2 separate regions of the Mus musculus genome follow, and region 2 is linked to region 1. Evidence: chromatin contacts called from ENCODE Hi-C data. All regions are on one chromosome and are shown on one strand. Each heading gives the region's core, a stretch centred on a gene start or an enhancer-like site at or near the end of the contact. The rest is flanking DNA. Distances are from core to core; before and after follow the strand shown. Region 1 holds the start of Shtn1 (shootin 1). Region 2 holds the start of Vax1 (ventral anterior homeobox 1).

The links. Hi-C counts contacts between places; a loop is a spot of excess contacts on that map.
Region 2: a map of left cerebral cortex shows a loop between it and region 1 (1.8-fold over the local background). The contact joins the promoter of Vax1 here to the promoter of Shtn1 in region 1. A Hi-C loop is called at or near these places in 1 of 37 maps with a recorded cell type or tissue (left cerebral cortex).

The regions. Positions count from the first base shown.
Region 1 is chr19:59,073,723-59,080,299 of GRCm38, forward strand. It overlaps Shtn1 (shootin 1), which reads right to left and starts at 2,347. Exons shown (of 17, transcript NM_001114312.1): 1 at 1,733-2,347. The coding sequence starts at 1,790.
Region 2 is chr19:59,166,738-59,173,314 of GRCm38, forward strand. It overlaps Vax1 (ventral anterior homeobox 1), which reads right to left and starts at 3,660. Exons shown (of 3, transcript NM_009501.3): 1 at 3,052-3,660; 2 at 1,734-1,921; 3 at 1-37. The coding sequence starts at 3,292. 4930442E04Rik (RIKEN cDNA 4930442E04 gene) reads left to right here and starts at 5,044. Exons shown (of 2, transcript NR_167767.1): 1 at 5,044-5,508.

The DNA of each region.
Region 1 (6,577 bases), core at 1,097-3,596:
AACTTCCCAGCTAATTCCACAGGTAAAATAGCCATTAAAAACTCCTAAATAAGTCTTTTAACGCAGTCTGGTTTTAAGATATGAAAATCTCACCATAGACTGAACAAATAGTATCTATGTGACCAGTCCAATGTCCAAAACCAAGAGTACTCTCAAGAGACACAAACCTAAGTTCTATTCTCCTGGTACGCCCTTCCTCAGGAAAACAGAACCTTTAGAAATACTAAGGCCACAAATTTGTTTTCCAATACAACACAACAGAAAGCGCTAGACACTTAGGAACCCTCCCTTCTTCAAACATCAGTCCAGCAAAAGGCCTGAGGAGATATGTGTGGATGTGGTCACTGTTAGTGCACTCTGAGAATTACAATAAAATAATAAAAGGAAGTAACATATTTTACTTTGTTTTACAATCATTTGCAAGATGACCATCCATCAAAAGATCTGGTATTAATACCAAAAGTTTTCATAAGTCCAGAGTAATGAATCAAAAGTCTTCGGGTGTGAGACACGGGAAATTGTTATTAAAAGTAAATACTAGTGAAATCCAATCTTCTATGAAAATACTTGAAGGATTACAAATAAGGCATTCTGTCCATCCATTGAGTCACAGGTGCGATGTGGGCTGACTTCAGGCTAATTGCAGATGAGAGGGGGAAATGAAAGCAATTAACACCCATTCTGGATTTCTAGATGCCACATAGGGAAAAGTGCTTCATCCATTTCAGCGAGGTTAGGTAACTCCCCTGAGGTCACACAGTACAGTGCTGTGGAGCCCTTTCTGCGGAAGTGTGGCTGATGGATTTGAAGAGCAGCAAGCGGCTCAAGTCCTTGCTAGGACCTCTTAAGCCACCTGGCTCAGTCACAAGACTCAGTGATGGGAAGACACCAACTTCCTGGAGAGCTGAGTCAAGAAGAGGAATAGGACCATTGAGCAGGGCCCTTCCAATGTTAGCAAGTCCTGCAGCAAAGAGCATGCATGACCTTTTACCTCCTAAACCTGTGCAGTTCCTCTTTCTTGACCCATATTCTCAAACCACACTTTGAACAGGATAATTAGTCGTGGTATTTTTAAAGTGTGTCAGATTAACTGTCTCTAGGATCTTGCTTTGTTCACAAATGTTCTGATGGCAATCATTAGCTACCAAGCGGTAGAGAAAAGCATGCAAAACGGCCTGGATTTCCAGCCCCAGCCCCGCTTCCTCATTAAGCCCCACACAGGCAGGGTGTCGACTCACTGACTAATAAATTGCTAAAAATGGGAAGTGATAAGAACACATCGGTTCCCTGAAAAATCCCAGCTGGGTAAAGAAAAAGGAACTAGACCGAACCCAAAAGAAGGGAACGCTGCAGGCCCAGGAACGCCAAAGTGTGCAAGGGTGCGGCCTCAGCTAGGAGCCAGGCCAACTGAGCCACTACCCGGCGCCCAGCGATCCTACCCTACCCGGCTCGCTACTCCCGCGTGGACTGAGGTGCGTGCCCTGACCCTGTCCACGCCCGACGCGTGTCCCTTTGCCCGGGTCGCGCGCCCTAGTCCTGCAGGGCGCGCGATCCCACTGCGGGAAGACGCTGCAGCTCCTCCGCCCAGGGCGCTGCACCCCATGGCGCTTGGGGATGCGGGGTGACCGCGGCGGCCTCACGGTCCCTTGGCCACGGCTGGCACCTGCGGCTGCGCCCAGAGCTGTCCCGCCCGAGGCCGCTGCTGGGCACCTGCGGCAGCCGGCCCACCTACCTTGCTCCTTCAAGCTGGTGATGAGCTGCAGCTGCTTCTCCTCGTCCGAGCTGTTCATTTTGGCGGGTGGGGCTGGGGATAAAAGGCAAGGAGGGAGAGGCGAGGGGGACACGGGGGAGGGGGAGCAGAAAGCAAGATGCCGGTGGCGCGGCGTGCGGCTGCACTACCCGGAAGTTGGGATCGCTCCCGCTCCTCCTCCTCCTGGCGCGCCGCACGCGGTGAGATCATCCCACGCACCTACTCGCGGGCCCTGGCTGCCCCACCTGCGGCGGGCGGGTCTGGGCGCCTGGCCCGGTAGGGGCGTGGGCCGCTGGAGGCGGGTGAAGTGTCACGGCCCTGGGGCGCCTGCGATCCTCCCAGGTGGCTGTATGCGGTTCTGCTAAGGCCGCCGCTGCGCCAGGCTTTCCACCCGAGGCGCGCACCATGGAGACTCGACCCGGGTTCCCCAGGTCCGCCACCCTAGAGCTGGACAGCGGATCTGAGCAGGACCGGACGGACCCCAGAGGACCAGGCTCCTATCCTAGTTCTCAGTCACTGCTCATTGGAGCCAGGGCTGGAAAACCCTCTGTTCTACACCATGCACCTGTCCACCAAGCAAGTGCATGTTTGCAGTCTGTCTGGCTAATTGAGTCACCGCAGTCTTGAGGAGTAGGGGGTAGTGGGTAGCAGTCTGAGGGAGGGAGGGAGGGAGGGAGGGAGGGAGGGAGAGAGAGAGAGAGAGAGAGAGAGAGAGAGAGAGAGAGAGAGAGAGAGAGAGAGAGAGAGAGAGAGAAGAGGTGATGGGGGCGTGGCAGTCTGATCGCAGTTCCAGCGTGTGTGAAGAGGCCAGAGTCAGAACCTGGGCCCTGCCTCCAAGTGCCTCACCAGGCCAGAACTGCAGGGAAGGTCATCTGGTTCCGGTGGGAGGATCTTGCATCTTGGGGAGGCTGGCACTGCACTCTGAATACCCAAGGTCACTTTGTTGCATGACAGGGAGCCTCCTGTGTAAGGACTGAAGACAGTCCTTGCCTCTCTTAAGGACCCTCGGTGGCATTTACACCCAACTCTGGGGTAGACCTGGGCAAACATATCTAGGCAGGCTTGCATTCTCCAACTCTAGTTCTCCTAACATTTGCTTGACTCTCCCAAGCTCTGGAATTGGTCTAAAGAATGGAAATAATAAAGCATACTCTTTTAGAATTTAAAAAATTGAACAGGGAGAGGAATTTGACCACAACATCAAATCTAAAAAATAGAAGTGCTTGTCTAGCATGCGCTAAGGCCCCACAATCCATCCGGTCCACCTCCAATAAGGTGGACCGAATGGATAGGTATGCCGCCTGCTCTGCGCAGAGGATTTTTTGTTTTTTATGATTACAGGTGTTATGGTTGCTAATAACAAGTTGAGAAAAGCACAGTTCTTTATTCCAATCATTAAGCGCTCCAGATAAATCCGGGTTAAGTGAGCCTTCTGCACAGCCCTCGTTTTCTTCATCCTCTCTAAACTCATATAGAACACCAGCTCTTCATTCCTTGCGTCTCAATTTAGGCAAACGCCCCAACTCGGCTGGTAGTGGCCCTGCCAGGAGACGTGTATTGATATTCCCATAGATCCTATTACCAGTATCTTTCTGGTACTCATTATTCATACCATCTCGTGGTGACCGTTGAAAAATCAGAATCGGCTATTCCCTTTTAAGAAATGGCAGTGGTTTAGAATGCATAGTTTAACTGTTCGGGTGGCCTGAGGTGGCAGTGTGGATTTCTAAGTAAAAAGAATGAAAGATGGAACTTTATGAAATTATTTCAGTGTGGGGATTTTGCTATTTGGTCCTTCCTGGAATGTTTCATAAGAATGTTTCATAAGTTCAAAATATTTTCCAGTCAGCTACAGTGATGATCATAAAGATTGGTATAGGCTCAGGACACACAAGACCAAGTTCTCTGCCCAAAGATTTGCCCCAAAAGGACAAAGGTCAAGGAGTAAGAAACAAAGACAGGAGATAGAGGATGAGGGAGAAGGAAAAGGGAACAAGGGAGGAGGGGACATGGTATTTGTCCTAGAAAGACAAAGGACAGCCTCTAGATGGGAGCCAGACATGGCCCATAGGAAAATGGTGGTTTATATAAGGTAAGGGGAGAAACCCTATGTTAGGATGAGGTGTTTAATTTTAATTGGGCATGTTAATTAGGTGAGTCAAAGGGGCTTTTGTTTCCCGGACTTCAACACTTAGATTGCTGAACCTTGGTAGTCAGCCTCAGGAGGAGGGAGTGGCCAAATAAGGGAATAGATTTTGATGGTTAGTTTTAGCAATGTAATCTAATGGTTTTTAGCCAAGACAGGGGGAATAGAAGAGAAGGGCAAGGCTTGCCAGAGCCATGCTTGACATGTTAACATGCCTGGGGTAGTTAGAGCTCCTTCAATGATCCCAAAAGATAACCACATGGTCTTTCTCCTGGGGTTACCTTTTTAGTCCTAGGACTTGAAAGGTAGGAGATATGCGAGTTTTTAGCCAATTGCATGACCATATGAGGATGGGCTGCCACCAGGTGTTTTGTGAAATGAATGATAATTTATTTCTAGAAACACACACACACACACACACACACAGAGAGAGAGAGAGAGGAGATTCAAGTGATCAGAAATAACTACCTAGCTTTGTAAGGCAGCCATGAAGCTTGTTAGCCTATGACCAAACCCAAGGAACCAGAAGTACCTTCTCCAGCTCCATCACAGGGAAGCAGGATGTCCTGTTGATATTTAGATTGGTTTACAAATCTCCACTCTTTTAAATGGCTGATAGAATTGTCAATTCCAACAACAGTATGATGTCTGGGGAGTTTGAGAGTCTCAAATTGAAATGTTTTGGCCTCACAGTGAATCGGTGGCTCATTGAAATGAATTCCATGTACCCTCTTTGAATTAAAATAGCCACCTGAAAAACAAAGCCCTATTATCCTGAGGCCATGCTATGAATTATTAGGCTAACTATTAGATTTACTTCTTGGGATACAGAGCTTCTGTTACAATGACTTATTTATATGGCATGAATATTGATAGGAAGGATAGAGTTATATAATTAGTTTTTGTTCTGCTTAATAATGCATACGGGGATTTGTGTTTCATTGCATTGACGCTGTTAGTAACCATCAAACAACATCAAATTTGAAACATCTTGAAATGTTTGTGTGTTATATACGTATATGAGGTCAGGAGGTACCTTCTAAAGATGAACTAAAAGACTTGTAACAAACATGGGATTGTGGCTGTCTCTAGGGATAGAAGACGGAATATCTGACTCTAAGGAAGGAGATAGAGAAGGGAGCACAATGAGGCTATTTAGTACTTGTTTGCTTTTTGGTAATTACAATGTATGTAATTTTCTGTACTATGTAGATAAAACTATGATGTAGCGAGATTTGTCATCTTTGACCCACTCATTCTGTGTTAGGGAGTCAATCCTTAGAGACTTGCCTGCAGGGTTATTTACCATAAAGTTAACAATGATATAAAAATAGTAACATTTGAATGTTACTTGGCAATGCAAAGAAACAAAGTTGTGATACATGACCCACTATGGGCAAACTTTGAAAAACATGATTCTAAGTGCAAGAAGGCAGTCAGAAAAACCCGAACTACTGCACGATTGCCTTTATATAAAATGCTCACAACAAACAAACACATAAAGAAAGTTGACTAATGATTTGTATAGAACTGGGGATAGGGAGAAAGAAAATATAGGCAATGACTCCTAAAAAGCATGTGCATTGGAGGTGGGGGAATAAACTAAAATACATTGTATTTCAGATTGCATAACTATGGATATCCTCAAAACTAGAATTGTACATTCTGCCCATTTAGAAAAGTCTTTGGTTATCTTCATTGATGATGTTACCTATATCCCTTGTTAGCATCCATGTAACATGGTGGGTAAAATACAATTCAATAAAGCTCTTAATTTTTTTTTTTTGAGATATGGTTTCTCTGTATAGCTGTCCAGGCTGTCCTGGAATTCACTCTTTAGACCAGGCTGGCCTCAGAAATCTGCCTGCCACCGGGCATGGTGGTGCACGCCTTTAATCCCGGCACTTGGAAGGCAGAGGCAGGCGGACTTCTGAGTTCAAGGCCAGCCTTGTCTACAAAGTGAGTTCCAGGACAGCCAGGGCTATACAGAGAAACCCTGTCTCAACAAAAACAAACAAACAAACAAACAAACAAACAAACAGAAAAACCCAAACCAGCAATTTCTAGAGGAAAAAGACTTAAATAAATAACTATTAAAACAATGTTTCATATACAATTGTTTTTAATTTTTCAAATGTACATATAAAAATGTTCTACTTTTTACTAGAAAAACCGTCATATATGCTTAATCTGTTTCAGTTTAATATATATTCCACATCATTCCAGCATATCAATGAATAATTAGCAATTCTTACGTTCTTAGTTGCGTTGTTACTAATATATTTGTATTTGTAAATAATGCAGTCTGAATATATGGACTACATCTAGGTACATCACAGTTCAAATGCTAAAACAAAACATGACATTCATGTCTTCAATGTAACGGAAGAGAGCTGAGGATACTGCTGCCTCGGAGGCACCTGCTTGGCAGGAGTGCATCCTGATTTGCTCTCCAGTACTCCTCCTTCCTCTCCCCTCCAGTTAACAAAAGCAGCTGCAGAAGAAGACGCCCTGCATATGCTTGCAACAGCACCAGGAAATGAAGAGCTTTGGTGTAAATCGAGCGAAATTTCTGAAGATCTGGATGCTATAAAGTGCAATGCATTGATGAAAGCAAAGATTTAAATAAATAGAACTAGAACACTCCAAAATGTCTATTCCCAAAATTTGTTCTGTAGATT
Region 2 (6,577 bases), core at 2,410-4,909, 94 kb after region 1:
TCTGCTTAGTCCGCCGATTCTGGAACCAGACCTTCACCTGCGCGCAGAGAGGCAGGAGTAAAAGTGGGAGAGAGCAACAGGAAAAAAGCAGGGTCAAAAGCTGCAGGGTTTGGGGGGGCGGGAGGGCGTGTGAGACCCTCCCCCAACCTCAGCCCTCGCCGCAGCCCCACCCCGCAGCAGAGGGTCTCAGCTCCTAAGCAGCTAACGGCTAGCGAGCAACAGCCACCACGAGGGGGACACCACTCCACTGGACTACGCTTCCGGGTCATGCAAGCAGGCCCAGGCCAGCGCGGGTTACAAAAGCAAAGTAGTAAAAATGTCCACGCCACTAGGGAAGAAAGATAGAGGTATTTCAGTGTGCTGCTGCGGTACTCATGGAACAGTTTTGGGTTCACAAACTGGAGAATCAGCACAGGCTGAGAGCTTAAGGCCAGAGCAAAGCTGTGCAGAAAGCTGAAGTGGCTGGGGATCAGTGTCTCAGGCTAGATCCAGATCTAGACTAGTGAGTTCAAATTTAGCACTAGAAAATCTACTTGCGCCTCTTAGAGGCTCTGAGGAACTGCTCCCTGCTTGTTAGGCAAAAGACAGCTGCAGACAGACAAGGTCGGGGTGGAAAGCAGACATTTGTGCAGCTTTCTCCACCACCTTTCTTTACTAGCTGGTTTGAAGGGTCTAAACGTTCCTTTTCATTTAGCCCACCCTCTGCAATCCACTGGAAACTTTGGAATCATGGGAGGAAGATAGGAGGCTGGGGGAGACCAAATAAATTCCACCCCCTCCCTTCTGCTTCTTCTGGCCTAGAACGGAGGGTAGTCGCTGTATGGAAAACCCATCCTATTTAGGCTTTGAAAGCTAAACGGGGGTTAACACAATTAAAAAAAAAAAGGTTATGATGCCAACTTAAACTCAGATTTCCCCATCTGTTCTGCCCTCAGTTCTCAGTATTCCCTCCAGATTTTAGGCCTAAAATGCTCTCCACCTGCTTCAGGGCTGGGCATAGGAAAACAAACTAGAAAGAGAACTGACCAACCCCTCAACAGTCCGGAAGGGACAAAATCTCCCTCTAATGCTCTGGGCCCTTAGCTCACAGGGTCAGCTCCAAAGCAGCATGGGACTTTATGGTAAGGAGAGGACCTAAAATGCAAAAGACACAATATACACGGTGGGCACCCAAGTCACCAGATTTGCTGCCCATCTGACTGACACGCCCTGTCATTGGCACAGGCCTCTTAGGATCCCAGAGTGGTGGTCCGGCTGGCTGTTTAAGGGGTGGGGGCCGCTAGCTTTGCACAGGCAGGTTTCTGAGAATTGGCACCGCTTTCTAATTCCTGCAGAATTGATCTAGGTGCTGAGTAAAGCTAAAAGCCCCAAAATGGGGTGTTACTGGGAATATAGCCAAGATGGTATGTATCCAAATGGGGGAAAACAGCCTTTTAAAAATCAGAAGCCATCCAAAAATTCCTAAGAGTCAAAAAGAATTCCAGAAGGACAGAATATGGGGTCCCTAGGCCAAGTCAAGGTATGCAGAAATTAGACTGGCAGATTTGTGAACGAGGAGAAGACAGTTTAATAAAGAGGAGGGAGCCTTAAGACCTTCGTCCCCATTCGTTCCGTTTCCTCCACGTCCCTGGGAGGTTTGGTCCAAAGCTAGGTAGATTGTGAGGAAAGGCAAGCTGTCATCCTGGAGAGGGGAAGAGGAAGCCTGGTGGTGTGAGCACCTGGCAGCTAGGTACCTGGGTCTCAGAGAGATTGAGCTGCCGAGCCAGCTCGGTTCTCTCCCGGCCCACCACGTATTGGCAACGCTGGAACTCCATCTCCAGCCTGTAGAGCTGCTCCGCGGTGAAGGACGTGCGAGTCCTCTTGGGCCGGTCCAGATCCAAGCCTTTGGGCAGGATGATTTCTCGGATAGACCCCTTGGCATCTAGGAAAGGGTAGACGTCAGCCACCAGAACCTCCGCCCCCGGTTTTCTCTGCCTCCTTGATCAGAGCTAGCTAGGGACAAATCTCCGGTAGGCTGCTGCCAGTGTATGGGGTGGCCGCAATCATAAAGCTGAGATTCTCTGAGTGTATGGAGGCCAAGGGGGCTAACTTCATACTATTAACTGGGAGAGTAACCAGACTGTCTCTGAAGAGTTCTCCCAGACACCGGAGGAGGAAACAAACAAACAATAAAAAACAAGAACAAAAACAAAAACAACAACAACAACAAAAAACAAACCTGAATTCCAAATAGGTAAATGCTCCTTCCGGCCTAGGGGGCCTCTGGTGTGTGATCCGAGTCCCCAGTAGCCCAAAGGGGCTCTTACTGGTAACCCCACCTCCCAGTATGGTCCCAGATTGCAGGGCAGCCTGCACTCCTGTGGTCCCCACCCTTACCCCGGGTCTCCGGCCCGCTTCAGTCCAGACAGCAGAAGGAGGAGGGACTGAATGTCGGCTTGCGGGGCCTGGCTAACAGCTAGCGGGGGCGGCGCCGGCTGAAGCTGGGCCTCAGCGCCACCAGTGCCCGGGAGGAGCGCACACCGCTCCTTGAGCGAGGACGAGCGAAGCAAAGAGGCGGCATTCGCAGACCTGCGACGCAGGTCGGCGATCTCTCTAGGCCACTGCAGCCAGGCCAGGAGCGCAGCGCCAGGGCCCTCAGCCCTACCAGCTAACTGGCTGGCTCTGGCCAGCGGCGGGAGGCTACGGGTCCTAGCCCACTGCTCCATCGGGTGCGCTCTGCCCTCCATGGCACACACGCCTGCAGGCCGGAGGACGCGCGCACGTTCCCCTGGAGGAGCTGGGTCCGAGCCCCAGCTTGGTGGCCGGTCCACAGTCACGGTCTGGATTCCTTCCCGCAACCGTGCTGCGGGGCCCCTCCGGACTGCTAGGGCCCAGAAAGAGCGCTTTGAGAGGAGCCCCAGGCACAGGTCCCCGCGACCGACCGGACCCAAGAAAGAAAAGGGCCAACAACAACTTTCTCCCAAGTCCTCGCCAGCCCTAAGCAGCGACGCGAAGCTGCGGCAGGGGAATTACCCCGAAAAGAACGCGTTCCAAAGCCCTGCCCATCCCTACCTCGGACTAGGATCCGGCGACAGTAATCTGGGTCCGCTGAGGAATTGGATTTACTTTTGTTACAATCTTCCGAAGCGCCAGACCCGGAAAAGGCGCCCTGCGGCTCCTTGAGGAAGGCGGCCGGAAGGCTCCCCTCGGCGCCCTTGATCTCCCGGCTCTCCTTGTGCGCGTTCTTCGAGACCCTGGCGGCCTCGGTGTCCGAGTGGCACCGGACGTCCATTTTGTCTGGTTTCCCGAACATAGGCAAAAAGAAAGAAAGAAAGAAAACAACAACAAAAACAAAAAAACACAGAAAAGAAGGAGGGTGGGAAAAGAAGAAGCAAAAGGGGACAAAACCCCTACAACGCAGCACCTAAGCTCGGTCGCCCGCCAGAATGAATGTCCCCGCGGGGTGGCTTCGGCGGCCGCGGAGGGTCAGCGCAGACAGGAGAGTGGCGCGCTGGTAGAGAGGCGGCGGGTCTTGTCCAGGATCCCGGTGGCGAGGCCGCCTCGTCAGCGCCCGCGTCCTTTGAGCACGTCCAGTGTCCCCAGCCTGGCGATCAGGTAGCGAACAGCGCAACTCCGAAACGCTGCGGCTCCGCCTGTTACTGAGACGGCCGAGTTGTGGTTGTCCGACACCCGGGGGGGACGCACACTCGCTGTTGCAATTGATTACGGGTAATTTCGCAGCCCCCACGTTTCAGTTACCTCACGAATACACTAAATTGTTTGGATAATATATCAGATCGTAATGGATGGTTTCTGTCCTTGTCCCCAATCAAGTAGGGGTTTAGCCAGTGAATAAACGGAAATGATTGGTCTTGCTTTCGGGAAACACAATCAAAGACCCACACTTCCAGAAAAACTTTTGACAAGATTCATCCTGAATTGCTAACACCATTAGCAGGCATTATTAACTTTCTCTTTGCCTTTGACCGTCCTGCTCACATACTGGCTAAAGGGGGGTTCCTCTAGACTCTCCAGATAGAGCCAGATGGGGGGGGGTTACCCCCTCAGTCCCTGTAGCTATAGAAAGCAGTTGCCTCTGGGTGGGGAAAGAAGGGGGGAGGAGAAAAGTTTCCCCCTAAAGTCTCTCCCCCACACTCCAAAAAAGCCAAGCTTTCTCCCCAAGCGACTCCTTAACACACCTCGACGTTGACAGCCATCTTAAACTGCCGCCCCTCTTCCTGTAGCCCCAGTTGGATTTTTTTCATGCCTGCACCTCCAGCGGCCCTGAGGCAGCCCATTCAAAGGGCAGCTTTGTACTCAGAGTGGGGGGGGGGGGGTAGAGGGAGGGAGGAATACGAGAGAGAGAGAGAGAGAGAGAGAGAGAGAGAGAGAGAGAGCAAAAAATCTCAACTGTGAGATCTGCTTCAAAAAAAAAGTTTCCCCCTAGCTATTTCATTGTCTTGCTACAATGTCTTTGAGAAAAGCAACAGCCAGTAATCCAATAACAGCATTGATTAGGCCACAATGATTCAATTCAAGCGCATGGCCTTGTGCAAGGAGCTTGCTCCAGCCCTTCTCGTCACCTTGCCGGGGCAGAAGCCCTCTCCACGCCGCTCTCCCCATTCATTCCTTTATGGGAAATGCGGAGCAAAAGGAGTGAAAGATGGCAATTATCTAATTGGACTATTAACAAACAGTCCTCTGAGTGCGGCGGTCTGGCGTGGCTCCTGGGCGGGGGAAGGGCCGTGTTCCCGGCCCTCATTCACAAAGAGTGCAGGGGCCGCGGAGGAAAGGGGGTTTTTAAAAGGGAGTGGGGGGGGGGAGGCGAGGAGAGGTGGGAGGTTTGGCTGAGAATTTTTCCACACAATTCCAAGAATGGGGCGGAGGCGGGCGGGGGAGGGGCGGGGGTCTGGGCGAGAGGGTGGGAGGCACAAAGTGAGTGGGGAGGACAGCGAGTGTGTGTGGCGGCCTCCGAGGGGCTCTGCGCCCGCCCCACAGTCCGGCTGTCACCTCCCGGCCACCACCGCGGTCCCTCGAGACTGCTGAACGTGGAGGGGGTGGGCCGAGCCGGGTAACAACGCTCCTCTCCAAGCCACCTCCGGCCGGTCTCTTAGGAGCAATCGCGTTTGGTCTGTTCCCAAGGTTTCTGTGGCACTCAGGCAGACCTTGGGGAGTTGACTTTATATGATTGGGGATACTTGGGGTGATTATGTTGAGTGATGTTCACTGAGCGGGGAGTATCCCGGGGACAGATTGAGAGCCCAAAGATATAGATCTCTGCGGGAGCTGTCCTCAGGCGGGACGCCTCTGTGAGACCCGGCCCGCAAGTGCCTAGAACTTCTACCCCACAGGAACGCAAGGAAGCGGAAAGAAGAAAAGGGTCTCTCCTTGGCGAGCTAGCCGGCCGACTGGAGAAGTGCGGTACGCCCACTGCCTTGGCCCCAACGACTACACCTGTGAAGGAGGATTCCTGAGGCTTCGGATGGGTGCCCTTGCTGAGATCCGTCGGGAGTACTGCTCCGGGTGCAGGTCCGGAATTCCAGCCCAAACACACACACACACACACACACACACACACACACACACACACACACCAGGCGGTAGGCAGAACGGAATAACCTGCGTGAAGTGTCCGGACTCCTGCTTAGCGGCAAGTGGGAGTCCCCACTCTGACTTTAAAAACCTTGAAGAATTATTGAGACCCCAACAACAGTCCAGATAGAAATCGACCATCTTAGATGGTTCAGGCCCCTAGGCCTTGGGACTCTGCAGCCTCCTAGTTACCGGGAGGACACCTACTACACGAGAAGTCAAAGGCCTGGAAGGAAGTCTTTTTAAAAAATAAAAGTGGCCAGCTCACCATTTCAGATTTCTTGGGAGCTGGCCCTGCCCCTTCATTTGAACCCTGGAGCAGCTGATTGTTTGTTTTGAGCACTCCCATATTGGGTGTCTAAATACATTTAATATTCTTAACCCCTTTCTTGGGAAGGTAACATCCCAGTTTAGAGCTAAATGAGTAGAGGACTCAGTTCTTGTCAAATTACTTTCAATTACTTGTCCAAACCTCAGATTAGTGAATACAGAATTTGAACTTCTCTCTGGCTAACCTCAGAAGTCAGTATTCCAGGTCGGCTCTGACTTAGTTCCCAGCTACTCCCTGCTTTGAGTTTCCCGGGAATCCCCAAGGGATGCAGAGTGCTCAAAGAAACACATGGCTATGACCTTAATGTTAATACTAAAACATTTTGAGTATTTGACATTTGTTTTCACTTCATGCCCAAATGACATGAGATGGATGTAGAAACATAAAATCTTGCTTCTGGCCATGCTATTTATTACTAGCCAGGAGCATTTCCTAGAAGCATCATCCTGCACCGACCTGATTTGGGGTGAACAAAATCCAGTTCTCTGTGTCTTAAAGTTGTCTGATGACTGTCTGGGATCAAAGTTCAGGATTTCACATTTCTACTGGCTGGGGGCGAATCTTTCTAACAACTTTGTTGGAAAAATTGTACCGTTTAAAGTTGGGAGACTCTTAGTTCTGAGGGCAGAGACACACCACCATTCAATGCTTATTGAATCTACAAATGCTTTCTTG